Regions from separate parts of the Homo sapiens genome. Here region 1 is linked to region 2. Evidence: chromatin loops called from intact Hi-C (ENCODE). Cell type or tissue: psoas muscle. All regions are shown on one strand.

Region 1 (8,000 bases), 330 kb after region 2:
TGAGGTTCGTAGGCTGAATTCTGGTGGCCCAGTTTTCCGGCCTGGGCTCCTTCCACTTGTAGAGTGGCCTATCTCAGTGCTGCCTATGCCGTTGGGAGGGGTGGTGGCAAAGGCAGACCAAGAGTCACCAGGCAATTTCTTAGGAGCCTGAAGTCTGCAATCCTCCAGTGAAGCTTTTCAGATGAATGTCCTTCACACCCCAAGAATTCTAGAAATGCTGAGCCCCTAGCCTGGAGGGCAGGCTTGGTGCCTGCAACAGAGCATGGGCCCAGCGACCCCTATGGTCTGAGAGAGAGGGTGAGGTGGGAGGACCATCCACTCTGGGAGACTTGGGCTGGCCTTGCAGACTGAAACCTCTCCTGTAAAGTGATGTGTGTCCTGGACCTGCAGGGAGGGAGGGGCCTCTGGAAGTCAGGCCGATTGCCAGGGTCTGTGAGGCATCTTCTGAAGCCCAGGCCCTGTCTGGCTTTTTCTTGCCAGGAGTCTGGCTCTCTTGCTCCACATGAATGACTGAAGTTATTTGAAGAGGTCCCCCAGAGAGTCATCAGGCCTCTGGTGGAATTGCAGGGGCTCAGGGAAGGCACAGAGATAGGGCTGTAATGCCCGGGGAGGGAGCGGCCCAAGGCCTGCCCCAGACCACTGCAAGCCTGGGTGCTTGGAGAGGAGACGGCCATTAGCATGGCTGTTAAGAGCCGCTGCTGGGGGCACTGGCAAGGGACCTGTTCAACAGCTTCACCCACTGGGCCATGCACCTGACAAGCATTCACCAACCACTCTTTCTGTCTTACAGGAAAGTGATGGGGGTGGGGAGCAAGGTTGCTTTGGCCTGAGGTCAAACCATCAAGATCTGCATATGTCTACAGTTATTGATCCTTCTATTAGGTAAAGAAAAGAATTGTATAAAAACCATTCAGAGCTGCTGAAGATGTTGTTACACTTGCCAGATCTGGGAACTGCGATTTTCCTTTGCAGCTTCAACAAGAGAAGAAATCTCACAGGGGAGGAAGGGGTCGCTGAGCGTCCTCGGCCCATGGATACCTTACTTTGTGGCGCCACCTAACGGCTAAAGGTTAAAATTGCAAATCTTAAAGATTCCTCCGGCAGAGGAAGAGGTGGGAAGGGGCCGGGTTTTTGAAGAGCAGGCTGAGAGAGCTTTTTTGGGAGATTTGTTTCCTGCTTTCTGGGCACATGCACCTAATGACGATACAATCCTACGACCCATCTCTGATTCTTCCCCTGACCCACTCTGGTGTAGCCCTGCGGAGATAATTGGCAATTGCAAAGTCACCTGCCTTTGACTTCTGACCCAGTAACCCAGGAAACCTTGCCAAAGATACTCTAGCAAGAAATACGAGTCGGGTTTACACGTGCCACACCCTACGGAATTTTTTGTTATCGTAAGAGACTCAGAGCGATTCACATGTGCATCAGAGAGGGCACTGATGGAAGCAAACCTCGTGCATCCCACAGAGTTACAGCCAGCAGCGCTCAGGCTGTGTGGCTGCCGCAAGTGCCCCTGAGCCCCCTGAGCCCCAGTGGCTGGCGACAGCCCCGCTCCATGTCGCCTTCATCCAAGATCTGCGCCGCGGGGCGGCCGCCATCTGGAGCACGGCTGGCCACGGTCAGCCCTAAGCTGGTGGGTGACACTGCGTCTGCGCACACTTCGTTGCTCAAAGCCAACTGTATGTGCTGACTGGGTGTGCCTTCTAGTGTCCTGTGTTCCTGCTGAGTGCCTAGCATGCATACTTCCTTTGTGCGCCCAGTGTTGTGTGCCTGTCACTGTGTGTCCAGTATTGAGTTATGTGCATGGTGTTATGCACCAGGCATGGTGTGTCTGACTTTGTTTGCCCAGTGTCGCGTAGCCAGCATCTGTGTCCAGCCTGTGTTCTTGCCATGTGCCTGGCCCTGCATGCCTAGTGTGGCACCTGGCTGTGCATACTCCGCATTGTATGCCGGGTTTGTTTGCTCCCGTCTGTGAGCCTTGCAGTGTAATCCTGGAGCGTATGCCCTGTGTTGTTTGCCAACTGTGTGTGCAGGTACTGTGTGTACCTGGCGCTGTGTTCCTGCTTGTTTGTGCCTAGTGGGCATGCCCAGTATTGCATGCCTGGTGTTGTGTACCTGGTCCTGTGTGCCCAGTATTGAGATCCCAGAGTGTCTGCCCGGCCTGGGTGCCTGCGTTGTGTGTCCGGCCCTGTGTGCTCAGGTTTGTGCATCCAGCTTGGTGGGCCCAGAGTGTGCCTGGCATACGGGCTTAGTGCTTTCTCCCTGGCATTTTGTGCCTGGCATGTTTGCCCAGCACTGTGTGCCCTGCATGGTGTCCCAGAGGCTGCGCCTACTATGGTGTGTCTGGCTTTGTGTGTCTGGCATTGCATGCTCATTGTTGTATACTTACTGTGTGTGTCCAGCATGGGGCGCCTGCATTGTTTTCCTGGCCCTGTGGTTCCAGAGTTCTGTTTCTGCACTGCATGCCTGGTGTTGTGTGGGTGGAATTACATGGCTGGTGTGTACATGGCTGGTATGTGACCCAGCGTTGTGAGCTCAGTGTGGTGCTCCTGGAGTGCCTGGCCCGGAGTGCCTGCTGGTGTGTGTGTGGTATGTGTTTGGCATCATCTGTCTGAGGTTTTGTGCATAGTGTTGTGTTCCCACAGTGTGTGCTGGCATTAGTGCCTGGACTTGTGTGTGCCTGGCATTGCACCCTGGCTTCTGTGCCCAGCATGGTGTGTCCCAGTGTTTTGTGCCCTACAGTGAAGCTCAGCATTGCGTTTGGTGTGTGTGTTCAACATGTGTTACAAGCATGGGTTCTTGCCGTGTGTGCATTGTGTATGTGATGCTGTGTCCCTAGAGTGTGTGTAGCATCTGTGCCTGGTGTGTGCCCGATGTTGTGTTCCTGCAGCGTCTGGTGTTGTCCCCAGTGTGTGCCAGTGTGTATTCCCAGTGGGTGTGCCAGCTTGTCGGTCATGGTATGCCTGACCTTGTATGCCCAGAGTTGTGTGTCCAGTGTGTCCCCAGCTTCAGTGTCTGTGGCTGGAGAGTGTGTCTTTCCTTCTGTGTCTGGTGTTGTGACCCAGCATGGTTTGTGTGGCTGTGTATGCTTGGCAAGCGTGCCCACTCCTGTGTGCCTGGTGCTGCGTGACTGGCACGTGTACCTCGAATTGTTTGGCTGACAGTGTGTGCCCAGAATTTTGTGCCCACTGTGTGGGCCTGTGTTGTGTCCTGTGCTGTGTGCTCTGTTGTTAGCCCTGTGTGTGTGCTCTGTGTGTCTTGTGCTGTGTGTCCTATGCTGTGTGGCCTGTGCTGTGTCCTGTGTGGTGTGCCGTGCACTGTGTGCCCTGTAGTGTGTGTCCTGTGCTGTGTCCTGTGTGGTGTGCCGTGTGCTGTGTGTCTTGTGCTGTGTGTCCTGTGCTGTGCGCCCTGTGTTGTGTACCCAGTACTTCTGTGTGTCCTGGGCTGTGTGTCCAGCACATGTGTCTGCTGCCCCACTGTGCTGAGTCCCAACACCCACCTGTGCGCCTGGCACTGCCTCGTTGTTGGGGAGGACACCCTGTGTGGCCGTCCTCGCCACCTGCTCGAGCAGAGCTGAGGATCCCATCGTGGCCTCTGCCCTCACTTCCACCGCAGTTTGCCTTCCTTCCTGGGGACACTCCTGCCTGGCAGCTCCCCATGTTTAGCCTGTTCCAGGGATCAGCTTCCACCCCAGGCACTCTCCATTTATTTGGGGAGTTCCCACAGGATGAGGCCCTTAAGGGAGTCCCTCCTCTCTACTGGGGATACCCCTGAGCAGGTGGGGACTCCTGTCCTTCATTCAGCTCATCCCCAGCCCTGGCTGGAGCTTTCCCTCCTTTGCGGAGGTGGGCTCAGGCAGGCCTCGCTGGGGAGCTCACCAGGCCCTGTGCGTGGGGCTCTGCAGGCCCAGCCAGTCCTGACTCTGCCGTGAGCCCCGCACCAGGATGGGAAGTGCCCTGAGAGCTCATCTCCTACCACCTCCAGGGCTGGGGCTGGCGCCTCCTCCAGCCTGGCATCTGGCCGCGGCGGTCTCCCCAAGCAGCCACCAGGGGGCAGAGCCACCCTCTGTCCACACCCCGATCCTCCCTCACCCCTTCAATTGCTGGACAAGGGACCCTTGCCTGAGGACGCCCTCGGATCCCTCCTGTGAGACAAGGAGCTGCAGATAACCCCAACCTCTACACAGACAGAAAGGAGCAGATTTCATAAAAAGCAGGGAATTTTTAAAATGTGAGTAATTTTTAAAAATACAATCTCCGCGTAAAACCCACTTAGAAAACCTTGTGCTTTCTGATTAATAGAGAGCAAATCACTTACCCAGGGCTATTGGATGCTGTAATTTTTTAAGGTTTTAAATATGCTTTTATTTGTTTCCCCCTGATGGTCTGAGGCTTCTATTCTTGCTAACTTTTTAGTTCTCCTTGTCCTGGGGACACAGGGTATGGGGCAGGACCTCCCTGGATTAAAGGAAGTGAGTCAGACATGCCACCGCCCGCAGGTTCCAGGACAGTTCTGGTCTGAATGCAGTCCCGACGCGAGTGCTGTTCCCTGGGAGCTGAGACCCGCAAAGATGCCCTTCCACCACCCTCTCCCCACGGTTCTTTCGTGCTGCTGCGTTCCTGGAGGCTGAGCTTCTGTCCCATCCTGTCTCCTTTGTGTGTTTCAAACCTCTTTCCAATTTCTGTTATACTGATGCTGTTCTCCTTTCCGGTACTATTACATGATTTTCTTCCCATTTCTCATGATTCAGAGCCCATGGTGGGTGAGGGGGACAGTTGGGTGGTCCACACCTGAGACTTCATGCATCCTGTGAGGCTGAGTCACAGGCCTGGGGGTCCTTGAATCCCTCTTATCCCACAAGGGAGATCCTCCTGGAATCTCAGCAGATTGGAGAGCCCAGCTGAGAAGAATCTGCTGTCCTATTAGTGCCCTTGGTTTTGAGGTGGCTGTAAAATCCCTTGCTAGAGGCGGAAGAGAGAGGATCGCACCCCAGTATCGGACTGCTGTGGGCAAGTTGGTGAAATCAAATGTATTGTTACTTTCTGAGAATCAGCACCCACATTTTCTGCATTTAAGGATTTTATGGAGCACAACGAAATCCACAGCAGTCACAGCAACTGAGAGAGAACGCCAGGCCACACTCCCTAGGCATTCCTGGAGAGGTGTTCTATGCCTTAAGGATGAACAATAGAGAATTTGATTTAAAAAATTGATGGAAAGTTAATGTTGAAAGAAGTCAGGGTGAAATAAAAGCATGAGATGCTGTATGGGATGTGAAGATTTCTAGGAGACAATAATAATAGACAAGCAAATGAAGACTGGTGTAGAGTGAAAGTTAGGTGGCCAGGATACGACAAGGGCACTGCAGCCAGGATTCCTGTCCCGGGGACAATCGGCACAAAGAGTCTGCACCCGGGAGGACAGGGGCCTTCAGTGTGTGATCTGTACTGAGGGTCTGCACCTGAGAGGACAGGGGCTTTCAGTGTGTGATCCCTACTGAGAGTCTGCACCTGGGTGGACAGAAGCCTTCTCTATGTGATCGGTACTGAGGGTCTGTACCTCAGAGGACAGGGGCCTTCAGTGTGTGATCTGTACTGAAGGTCTGCATTGAGAGGACAGGGACCTTCAGTGTATGATCTGTACTGAGGGTCTGCACCTGGGAGCACAGGGGCCTTCAGTGTGTGATCTGTACTGAGAGTCTGCACCTGGGAAGACAGGTTCCTTCAGTGTGTGATCCGTACTAAGGGTCTGCACCTGGGAGGACAGGGCCCTTCAGTGTGTGATCTGTATTGAGGGTCTGCACCTGGGAAGACAGGTTCCTTCAGTGTGTGATCCGTACTGAGGGTCTGCACCTGGGAGGACAGGGCCCTTCAGTGTGTGATCTGTATTGAGGGTCTGCACCTGGGAAGACAGGTTCCTTCAGTGTGTGATCCGTACTGAGGGTCTGCACCTGGGAGGACAGAGGACAGGGACTTTCAGTGTGTGAACTGTACTGAGGGTCTGTACCTGGGAGCACAGGGGCCTTCAGTGTTTTTTGTTTGTTTGTTTATTTGTTTTCTGTAATGAGAGTATGCACCTGGGAGGAGAGGTGCCTTTGGTGTTTTTTTTTCCTGTACTAAGGGTGTGCGCCTGGGAAAATAGTGCCTTTTGTGTGTGATCTGTACTGACAGCGTGCTCCCATGATGACAGGGTCTTCAGTTGTAATCTTCTCTTAGAGTTTGCAAATGTTTGGACATTGTGTCATCTTTTGATGTTTGGTATTGAGTGTCTATATGGGTGAAGTTAGGGGCCATTTTTTTGTCACTTGCACTGAGAGTGTGCACACGAGACCTGCGTTCCTTCCATGTGTTATTTGTGCTGAGAGTCTGTGTGTTCTGAAAAGCCCCTTCACTTTGTTTTTCACTAATACTCTGCACATTTGAGGACAGGGATCCTTCTTTGTGACCTGTAGCGACCATCTGCACCAATGAAGGAAAAAGGCCTCCAGCATTTGATCTTGCTTAGATTGTTGCTTTGTGTGGATGGGATGGATTTCTGCATAGATCATTCTCAGTCTGTTTTTGTACAGAGATGATTGATTTGCTTTTCTATTCTCTGATCTGTGTCATCTCATGCTATCCTCAACTTTACTTGCTTTACATATAAATTGAGTATTGCAAAATTAAGTAAACTCTTAATAATGAGAAGTAAACTTCTTAGTAATTCTTAGATGGGCTTAATTACAACCTTTCATCTTACTGCTTTGTCCTTGGCACACACTAATTACTTCCTGAGTCATCTGGTTTTGGTTTCCTTATGCTGTTGCTATGATCATTCAATGGATCATGGATGTAGAAAGAGTATCTTGCTCCCCTGGAATACTCACAGATGGAATGAGCTTGTTTTGTATCTTGGAATGGTTTAGGGAGCCACAGACGGACAAGGAAGATTTTGCCTTCTATGCCACAGTAGAAACATGACAATGTACGGGGATGGGAACAGCCTGGTGTGCTCAGAGACCAGACTAAGCTTTAATTTAATTGTAATAACCCTGGTGATTTGGGGAATGAGGGTTAGAGATTGGACAATGTGAACTGGAGACAGATTCTGAAGGACTGGTAGAGTTTGGATTATGGAAGGGTTTAAGCACTTGCAAACAAAATTGATTTTTTTGTTCTTACTCACACCAATGTGTGTTCAACTGGGGAAAGATCGTAGAGGTAACTCCTGAAGAAATTACTGTGGTGGGTCCAATGGGTGCAATAGATTTGGATCCATAGAACTTGTCCTGGTGGAAGATAAGGCAGGCATCAAACAGGGGTGGAGAGCAGATGGGAATACTGTGTTTCCTTATTGATCAAGGAGAGGGAGGGAAAGGAAGAGGGACTCCCAGTGTGCAGGGGCAGAGAGCAGTGTAGAGCTCAGATGTCTTTCTGGTCCAGGGTTGACCTTGGAATCATATATCTGCTCACGTGTCTTTTTATTTAAGACATCTTTTGCCTATAGGTGAGGGGGCGAGAGGACCTTCTCCCAATTAAATAACAATAATAATAGTAATGACTTTTTAACGGCATGTCCTAAAGTCTATTATTAGAATATAGTACGCCTGCTGCAGGCTCATAACCTCATTAACTTGGAAATAATGCAGTATGGGCAATTAGGATGATAAACCACTTATGCAATTTCATAGTATGACATTAATGAATGTACTTGGGAAGCATTTCCTTAGCACCAAGGCCACAGGAAAAGTCAAGGGGAGACAGGTGCCAGTGGATGTAAACAGTACAGATCAGTGGAGGGCCGTATATTTGAAAGCCTAGCTGTGTGTTGGTTGAGTAGGTCCCTTCCAAACTATGCTGTGCAGGTTATGATGGGGAAGGGAACAGAGACAGCCCAGCGCCTTGCGGACGGGGCAGGAAGGCTCTGGGCTCTACAGCACTGGACATCCAAAGTTTCCTCTATGCCTATACCCTGGGGTCTCTACCAAACCCAATTCCTGGGTAGAGAATGCTCACCTT
Region 2 (8,000 bases):
ACAACCAAACACAAGCTGCAGCAGAAGTCCACAAAGTTCCACAGGAGGGCAAGGAATTATCAGTGAATCCTTACCTCGTCATAGAAACTTCTTCCTCCAGACATCCACGTGGCTTGCTTTCTCACTTCCTCAAATCTTTGCTCAGATCCTATTTTTTTTAAGTGAAGCCTTCCTTGACAACCCTAATTTAAAACTGTACACACTCATACCTGCTTCCTTCTCCCCGACTTAGTTATCTCCACAGCACTAATGGCTAACACACTATATAACTTATTTCCATCTGTCTCCATGTGGGCAATTTCTGTCTGGCTGCTCATCACTGCACCTCAGCAGCTATTAATAGATCACTCTACTGAGGGACTCATACGTGCTGGGTGTTGGGCAAACAGTGAACAAAACCTTGTATGGTCCTTGCTGTCGGGGAGTTCATGATCCATCGTGGAGGGAGAGCTGAATTTCAACAGGGAGGCAGTGTGTGCAGGGGGAGGAGCAGCAGGAGCAATGGGCGGAGGCAGAAGCACAGAGGTGGGTGTCAAGTCAGGGAAAGGGATGGTGAAGAGATGCCTCAGGTAATGAGGGGAGGGACGGAATAGGACTAGATGCTGAAGGGCTGGAGTACCAGGTGGAGAAGTTTATTTTGCAGGTAATGGGGACGGAGTATGAAAAATTGGAGGAAATGGAGTTACCTGACTTGAATTTGTTTGGGAGAACCACTTCAGGGACATGCAAGGGACTGATATGAAGATGAGATGGAGCAGAGACCCCTCTTAGGGGCCTGCCGGGCACCTGCCCCCAAGCATGGAAATAAAAGGAAATCTTGAGTTCCTTCAAAGGCATTTCCAGGTACCTAGCCAGCACTGGGAAGTAAATGAGCAACTGAAGCAAGAAGGGAAGAATAACTTAAAACAATAGCCAGGGAAGTTTAAGTCACAGAATAGATCAAAGTTCCCACAGAGACTAAAGATAACATTTTAACACAAGTCCTTGAGCTGATTTCCAGAAACCAGGACACCAACAAATGAAAAGTGCTATCTGCTGGCATGCAGACCTCAGACAGGGGAAACTGAGGACTGAGCTTGGACCACCACTCTTTGTTCTAAATTTCTTCCTGAGGGGCCTGGAGGAAGTCATGCCCAGAGACCAGAGCTAACGTTCTTTTCTCCTGATCACAAATTTGCAGACAAAGCTTCGTCTCCTTAACCCATTGTAAATCAGAAAATCTTCAAATCTACCTATGACCTATGCCCTCCACCCCACATCTGGTTCAAGATGTCCTGTCTTTTTAGGTCAAACCAATGTACAGCCTCCGTGTATTGATTTATATCTTTGCCTGTAACTTCTGCCCCCTGCCTTTATTTTATTATTATTATGTTTTCAAGATGGAGTCTCGCTCTGTCTCCAGGCTGGAGTGTAATGGTGCGATCTCAGCTCACTACAACCTCCGCCTCCTGGGTTTAAGCGATTCTCCTGCCTCAGCCTTCTGAGTAGCTGGGATTACAGGTGTATGCCACCACACCCAGCTAATTTTTGTATTTGTAGGAGAGACAGGGTTTCACCATGTTAGCCAGGCTGGTCTCGAACTCCTGACCTCAGGTGATCCACCAGCCTAGGCCTCCCAAAGTGCTAGGATTACAGGCATGAGCCACCACGCCCAGCCTCTTCCTGCCTGTAAAAACGCTTACCTATATGGCACTGGGGGATTCAGGGCTTAAACATGAGCTGCCCAATTCTCCTGGCTTCCTGCCCTGAAATAAATGTCTCACTTTCTCTTACTGCAGTCTTGACGCCAGTTTTTGGCTTTGCTGTGCCAGAGAGCCAGACCCAACTTTGATCTGGTAACACAGGAAGCAGGTGAACAGGCAAGGCCACCCTCTTCTGTTTGGAGGCAGGTCAGTGTTCACTTGCCTCAGTTTACCAAGGTTGTGATCAGCCTCTGCTCCTCCTTTCTCTTATTGGCCTCCCTCTGCTGTACTGTGATTCCCATCATTGCAGTGTTTTTTTAACTTTTTTTTTGAAATAAATAAAAATACAAGAAGTTACAAATGAGGACCATGTACCTTCCGCTCAGCTTTTGCCACCATGAGGATTTATTTCCCTTTAGACATCTCCCCTCTAAATTCCTACATTACTGACATCCTCCCAATACACATCTTTCTGAGGACTTACAACAAAAATATTTCATTCTTTGAAACACTGGGTTTAGAGAAATCTTCACCCAAATAACTTTGACACCTTAAATAATCCATCATACACAATGGAACCACAGTCCTCTTACCTGTGAAAGCCAAAGGCAGGACCCAGCAGTGGGTGAGGTGAGTGAGCACTCACCACTGCCACCCTCTGTCCCACTGGGTGCAGCCGGGACCCCTGGACAGCGTGCAGGCAGCAGCGACCGGGCTCAGGAAGGTGGATCACAGTTGGAGGTGCTGATGCAGAAAGGAGACCACAGTTGGAAGTGCCACAGAGTTGGAGGTGAGCGAGACACTTCCCTTCCTCCAGTCTCCCCAGTGTGGAGTCAATGCAGCTCCTAACCCAGAGTGGGCACTAATTCCAGGAAAAGCCCAGCCAACTCGGGTACAGAAGCAGGAAAGGGGTCTCTACCGTTCTAAGAAAGTCTGGAAATCTCTAATTTATCCTTTTTTTTTTTCTTTTTCTTCTAAAATTTTTTCTTCTCTGTGCCCCAGACCTCAAGAAATTTTGTGGCCCTAGTGAGAAATGGCAGATAATTAAAGTCATCAGGCCAGGCAAACTTCCTTTCCAACCAGAGAGTCTGAGGTCCCCAGAGGGTGGGGAAACCTTCATGCTTTTTCTCTCTGGCTTCTCGCTGCTTAGCTCTGACGTGGTTCAGTCAAGTGCACCAGAGAGTAGGGTAAATCAAGCCTCAACCACCCAAGCTGGCTGGAGGGCTGAAAAGGTAGAGCCCAGGGACCCAGACACTACTGGGCAGGTTACAATGAGGAAGGGCTTCGGGAGAGCAACCCCTGAAAGTTGCTCATGAACTCTTGGGCTTACCCTTGAGCTCTACATGTATGGATCCGACCCTACACGGACCACACAGACTTTGAGTGCTGAAATGTGGGATAGATTACCACCAGAGTCCCAGGCTGGCCACTAGGTGGCGCTTGTGCCAGACAGATCCACATCTCACAGACTCACAGCAACCACAATCCACACAAGTCTTGCAGGAACTTGGAATTTGTGGTCTGAACCCATTTGGGGTGATTATCTTCTAAAATAAAGTTAATAATGTTCACTGTAAGATTTTAACAATAACCAGAATCTCAAAACATAGTATTTAAAATGTCTAGGATACAATTCAGCATACTGAAACCATACTCAGCATACAAAAAGCCAACAGCTACTCTGAGATGAAACAGATACTGGAATTATTTGACAAAGATTTTCAAGCAGTTGTTAAAAATATTGTACAAGTAAAGGAGGGTACTCTTAAAACATATAGAAAATTTTGCAAAGAAATGGAAGATATGAAGAAGAACTAAGTGGAAATATTAGAAATGAAAAAAATCAACTACAAAAATAGAAAACACACTGGCTGGGCTCACTACTGGGATGAAGATGATGGAGGAAGTAGTCAGTCAGTTCATAAATAAATTAATAGAAATGACTGAATCTGAATAACAGACAAAGCTTGAAAACCTTGAACAGAACCATAGAGACCTTAGGTAATAACAAAAGGGCCGAGCTTCCTATCATCTGAGTCCCAGAAGGAAAGAAAAAAAGGGCAGAACATAGAAACATGGAAAGAAATAGCTGAAAGTCTGGTTTACCACTAGAAGGCAATCAGTTTAATCTAGTATAGCAACAGTTTAAAGCAAAAAACCCACTTGATCTTCATTTTAAAAATTCAGTATCTATTTATTATAAAACGCTCAGCAAACTTGGAATAGAAAGAAATTTTCTTCACCTGATAAAGACCATCTACTAAAACCTATAGCCAACATTCTACTTAATGGTGAAATACTGCTTGTTCTCAGAGATTAAGAACAACACAAGGATCTTCTTTTTTAACACCACTATTTAACCTTTTGAATAGTCTTCGTCAGTGAAATAAGACAAGAAAACCAGAAAGGCCTAGAGACTGGAAAGGAAGAAATAAAACTGTCCTTACTCACAGATAACATGATCACCTATGTAGAAAATCCCAAGGAACACACACACACACACACACACACACACACACACACACACACACACAGCCCTCCTAGAACAAACTGAGTTTAGCTTTAGCAAGATTGCAGGATGCAAGATCAACACACAAAAATCAGTTATATTTCTGTATATTGCCAATGAACAAGTAGAAACTGAAATAAAAAATACCATGTACAATAGTTTACAACCCCGCCCCCCAATACACATAGAACAAAACATGTATAGGATCTACATGCCAAAAACCATAAAATGTTGACGAAAGAACTTAATGGAGGCCCAAGCAAATGGAAATTATGGCACTCCTTCATGGACTGAAAGACATAACATAGGATTGAGTTGTAGATTTACTAAAATTGTAGACAAAATCTCAGCAAAACAGTTTAGAGTAGATAGAGGTAAGCAGATCCTAAAGTTCACATAGAAAGGCAAAAAAAAAAAAAAAAAGAATAGCTGAAACACTCCTGAAAAAGAAGAATAAATTTAGAAAAATCACACTATCTGATTTTAAGACTCATTACAAAGCTACAGAAATCAATATGGCACAATGTTGATAAAAGAACAGACATAATGATCAATGGAACAGAACCACTGTCCAGAAATATATTCCTTACAAATACCCTCAGTTGGCTTTTCGTCAAATTGCAAAGGCAATTCAATTTCAATGAAAGAAGGAGGATATTTTCTATAAATGATGTTGAAACAATTGGATATCCGTATGCATAAAACTGAATCTGGACCTAAATCTCACATATTATACAAAAATCATCTCAAATGGATCATAGATCTAAATGTAAAACATGAAAGTATAAAACTTTTAAAAGACCAACTACAAGAAAATCTTCATGACCTGGAGTTATGCAAAATTTCTCAGATATGTCACTCAAAGCATGATCCTCAGAAAAAAGTCAGTTGGAACGCATCAGAATTTAAAACTGTGCCCTGTAAAAGGCCCTGTTAAGAGACTGAAAAGTCAAGCACAGATTGGGAGAAGATATTCACAAATCACAAATCTGAACAAAAGATTTATATTCAGAATATGTAAAGAACTCTTAAAACTCAATCAAACAACTCAATTTAGACATAGGCAAAAAGCCTGAACAGACATTTCACGAAAGAGAATAAAAAGATGGAAAATAAACAGCATGAAAATTTTCAACGTCATTAATTATTAGGAAAATGAAAATTAAAACCATGAAGAAATACCATCACACAGCTATCAAATGGTTAAAATGAAAAAACAAAAAAGGAAGAAATACCAAGTGTTGACAAGGATGTGGGGCAGCTGGAGCTCTCAGGCACTGCTGGTAGGAATGCAAAGTGGTACAGAACTCTGGAAAACAGGTTGGCAGTTTCTTACAAGGTTAACATGTATTTAGCCTAGAAAAATTAAAACTAGGCCAGGCACAGTGGCTCACACCTATAATCCCAGCCCTTTGGGAGGCTGAGGCGGGCAGATCACGAGGTCAGGAGCTCAAGACCAGCCTGGCCAATATGTTGAAATCCCGTCTCTACTAAAAATACAAAAATTAGCTGGGCATGGTGATGCGCGGCTGTAATCACAGCTACTCAGGAGGCTGAGGCAGGAAAATTGCTTGAACTGGGACCCAGGAGGCGGAGGTTGCAATGAGCCGAGATAGCGCCACTGCACTCCAGCCTGGGCTAGAGTGAGACTCTGTGTCACCAAAAAAAAAAAAGAAAAAACAAAGAAAAATTAAAACTATATTCACAAAATCCTGTTCTTAAATGTTTCTAGAAGCTCTAGTTGTAACTGCCAAAAATGGAAAACAACTGAAATGCCCCTGGACAGATGAGTGGAGAAATTCTGGAGTACCTGCAGAATGGAATACTACTCAGCAACAAAAAGGAACCGGCTACTGACACATGACTTGATGAGTCTCAAAATGATCTCCCTGCATGAAAAGGAGCCAGTTTCAGAAGATTAGGCTCTGTAGGACATTTATCTGACATTCTTGCAAAGAGACAAAACTAGTGATAGAAAACAGAGCACTGACTGCCAGTGGTTGGGGTAGGGGAGGGTCTGATTATAAAAGACATCAGGACAGAGAATCTGGAGGGGATGAAGTGCTTCTGTGTCCTGAATGTGGTAGTAATAACACAAATCCATACATGTGTTAAAGTTCATAGAACTAGACACAAAAAACTCAATTTTTCTGTATCTTAATGTGAAAAATATAAGTAAAAAAAATAAAGAAAAGAGATGACAACTCTTGCTTCCTATAAGGCTGTCTAGACATTAATACTGATGTTAGTACTAATTACAATAATGGCCACCACAAGCATGGTCTTCTATACTTTTTTGAGCATCTGCTACATGCTGCTTCTTTACCACACATTTTATATCACAACTTCTAATATTCACAGTCACCTTGTAAGGTGGGTTAAGCTCAACATAGAAGAAATCTCAGGGTAAGGGAAGTAAAATAATTTGTCCTATATCTCATAGTTGATAAGTGGCTGAATCTGAACTCAAACTCGGATTTCACTGCCGACCTTATTCCAAGCCTGCTTCTCCACTCTGCTGCCCACTTAATGAAAATAATGGAAACTGACAGGGAGACATTATATAATATAAATAGCAGGAAGGGAGAATCATATTTTGATTTCCATAGATTGCAAAAACTCTCAGCATATTTTATTCTAAACTTGGAGTTGGTTTGAAATTCTAATAGGTTGGGGAAAATTTAAAAACTATGCTTTTGCCATTGCCATTTTTTGATAATCCTCCAGTAGGTGGTTCTTAATTTTCAATATGATTGAATAGTTCTCTCCACTTCTGCAAATGTACAATAATTCTTATTTTCCCTAAGTGACTTAAAGAATCATTGTGACTTACAATTCTTGACCAAGTATTTACTAACTCCACAAATTGCAGTTTATACATTTGAAGTAAAGAGTAAACATTACAAAGTTCTCTCCTCTCACACAGCTGACTGTCCTGAGAAGTTGTAACTGGTCCCTCCCACCTTTACATACCACTGCCGCCATCAGAAAAAAAAAAGAAAGGTAAATCCATTTTAGAGACATAGAAACTACACTTTCATTTTAGTTCACTATGGTTATGGCTGAATACATATCTGAAAACATCATACATACGGAGGATGCAATTTCTCATGCAGCAAATGGTATCTACGTGAAAAGCTGGAGGATGAAGGCTGTCTTCTTGCTTGTGAATTACTCCCAGTGGCTTTCCTGGATAGTAGGTGCTTTTTCCACCAAAAACCCTGGCCTAGAGTATTTTCGTCTCCGCTAACACAGAGATATGAAACTAAGGCCTACCACAAAAGTATTTTCTTGAATGTTTTATAATTTCTGCTCCATTGAACATATTTTCTTAAATATAATAATTAGTGATAAAATTTTGACTTAATATCGGTAAGATGTAACACAAAGCAAAGCCCACTTAGTGCTCAAGTACCACTGTCATCAGGTATTGGAAATCTTCTTATTTGGAAGGTGGTTATGCCCAGAATGGTGGTGTGGGGAACAAGGAGGTGGGCTTACCTTCCAGCAGGTCTCTGGCCAGACCAGGTTCTGCCCCCGTGGACCGAACAAAGTCTGACAGGACTGCGTCCATATCAAGAGTCATAGGATCATGTAGAAGTGCTGCCCAACACTCAGCCGAGGTGGGGTTTGGAAGCACACTAGAAACCATCCATCTGCAGGAAAGAAGAGAAAGGGCATTTTACCACGTGATGGAAATGGAGCTGCAAGTGACAACTACATGCAGAGACCTGAGCGAGAGAACCCTCGAGGGTGGAGCCATTTCCACCTGCTGTCATATTTTTTAGAATTGGTTTGGTCCAACTGCC

What was found. Peaks named below come from ENCODE experiments on the same cell type or tissue, not always from the same donor. Only the 100,000 strongest peaks of a DNase experiment are listed, where the experiment ranks them.
Region 1: a loop joins it to region 2, with 4 times the contacts of the local background. A loop is called at or near these places in 26 of 110 quality-filtered maps.

The regions. Positions count from the first base shown.
Region 1 is chr15:31,973,962-31,981,961 of GRCh38, forward strand. No RefSeq gene overlaps it. Among named protein-coding and RNA genes, the nearest start is that of CHRNA7, 53 kb to the right of the region's middle. RefSeq lists enhancers at 1,737-2,419, 2,985-3,551, 3,552-4,117. In psoas muscle, CTCF peaks have their summits at 1,056 (motif pointing left) and 4,045 (motif pointing right); a DNase peak (open chromatin) is centred at 4,030; H3K4me3 peaks cover 705 bases; H3K27me3 peaks cover 1,225 bases.
Region 2 is chr15:31,647,404-31,655,403 of GRCh38, forward strand. It overlaps OTUD7A (OTU deubiquitinase 7A), which reads right to left. Exons shown (of 13, transcript NM_001382637.1): 3 at 7,693-7,847. The coding sequence starts at 7,843. Among named protein-coding and RNA genes, the nearest start is that of OTUD7A, 220 kb to the right of the region's middle. In psoas muscle, no CTCF peak of the experiment used is centred here; a DNase peak (open chromatin) is centred at 3,128.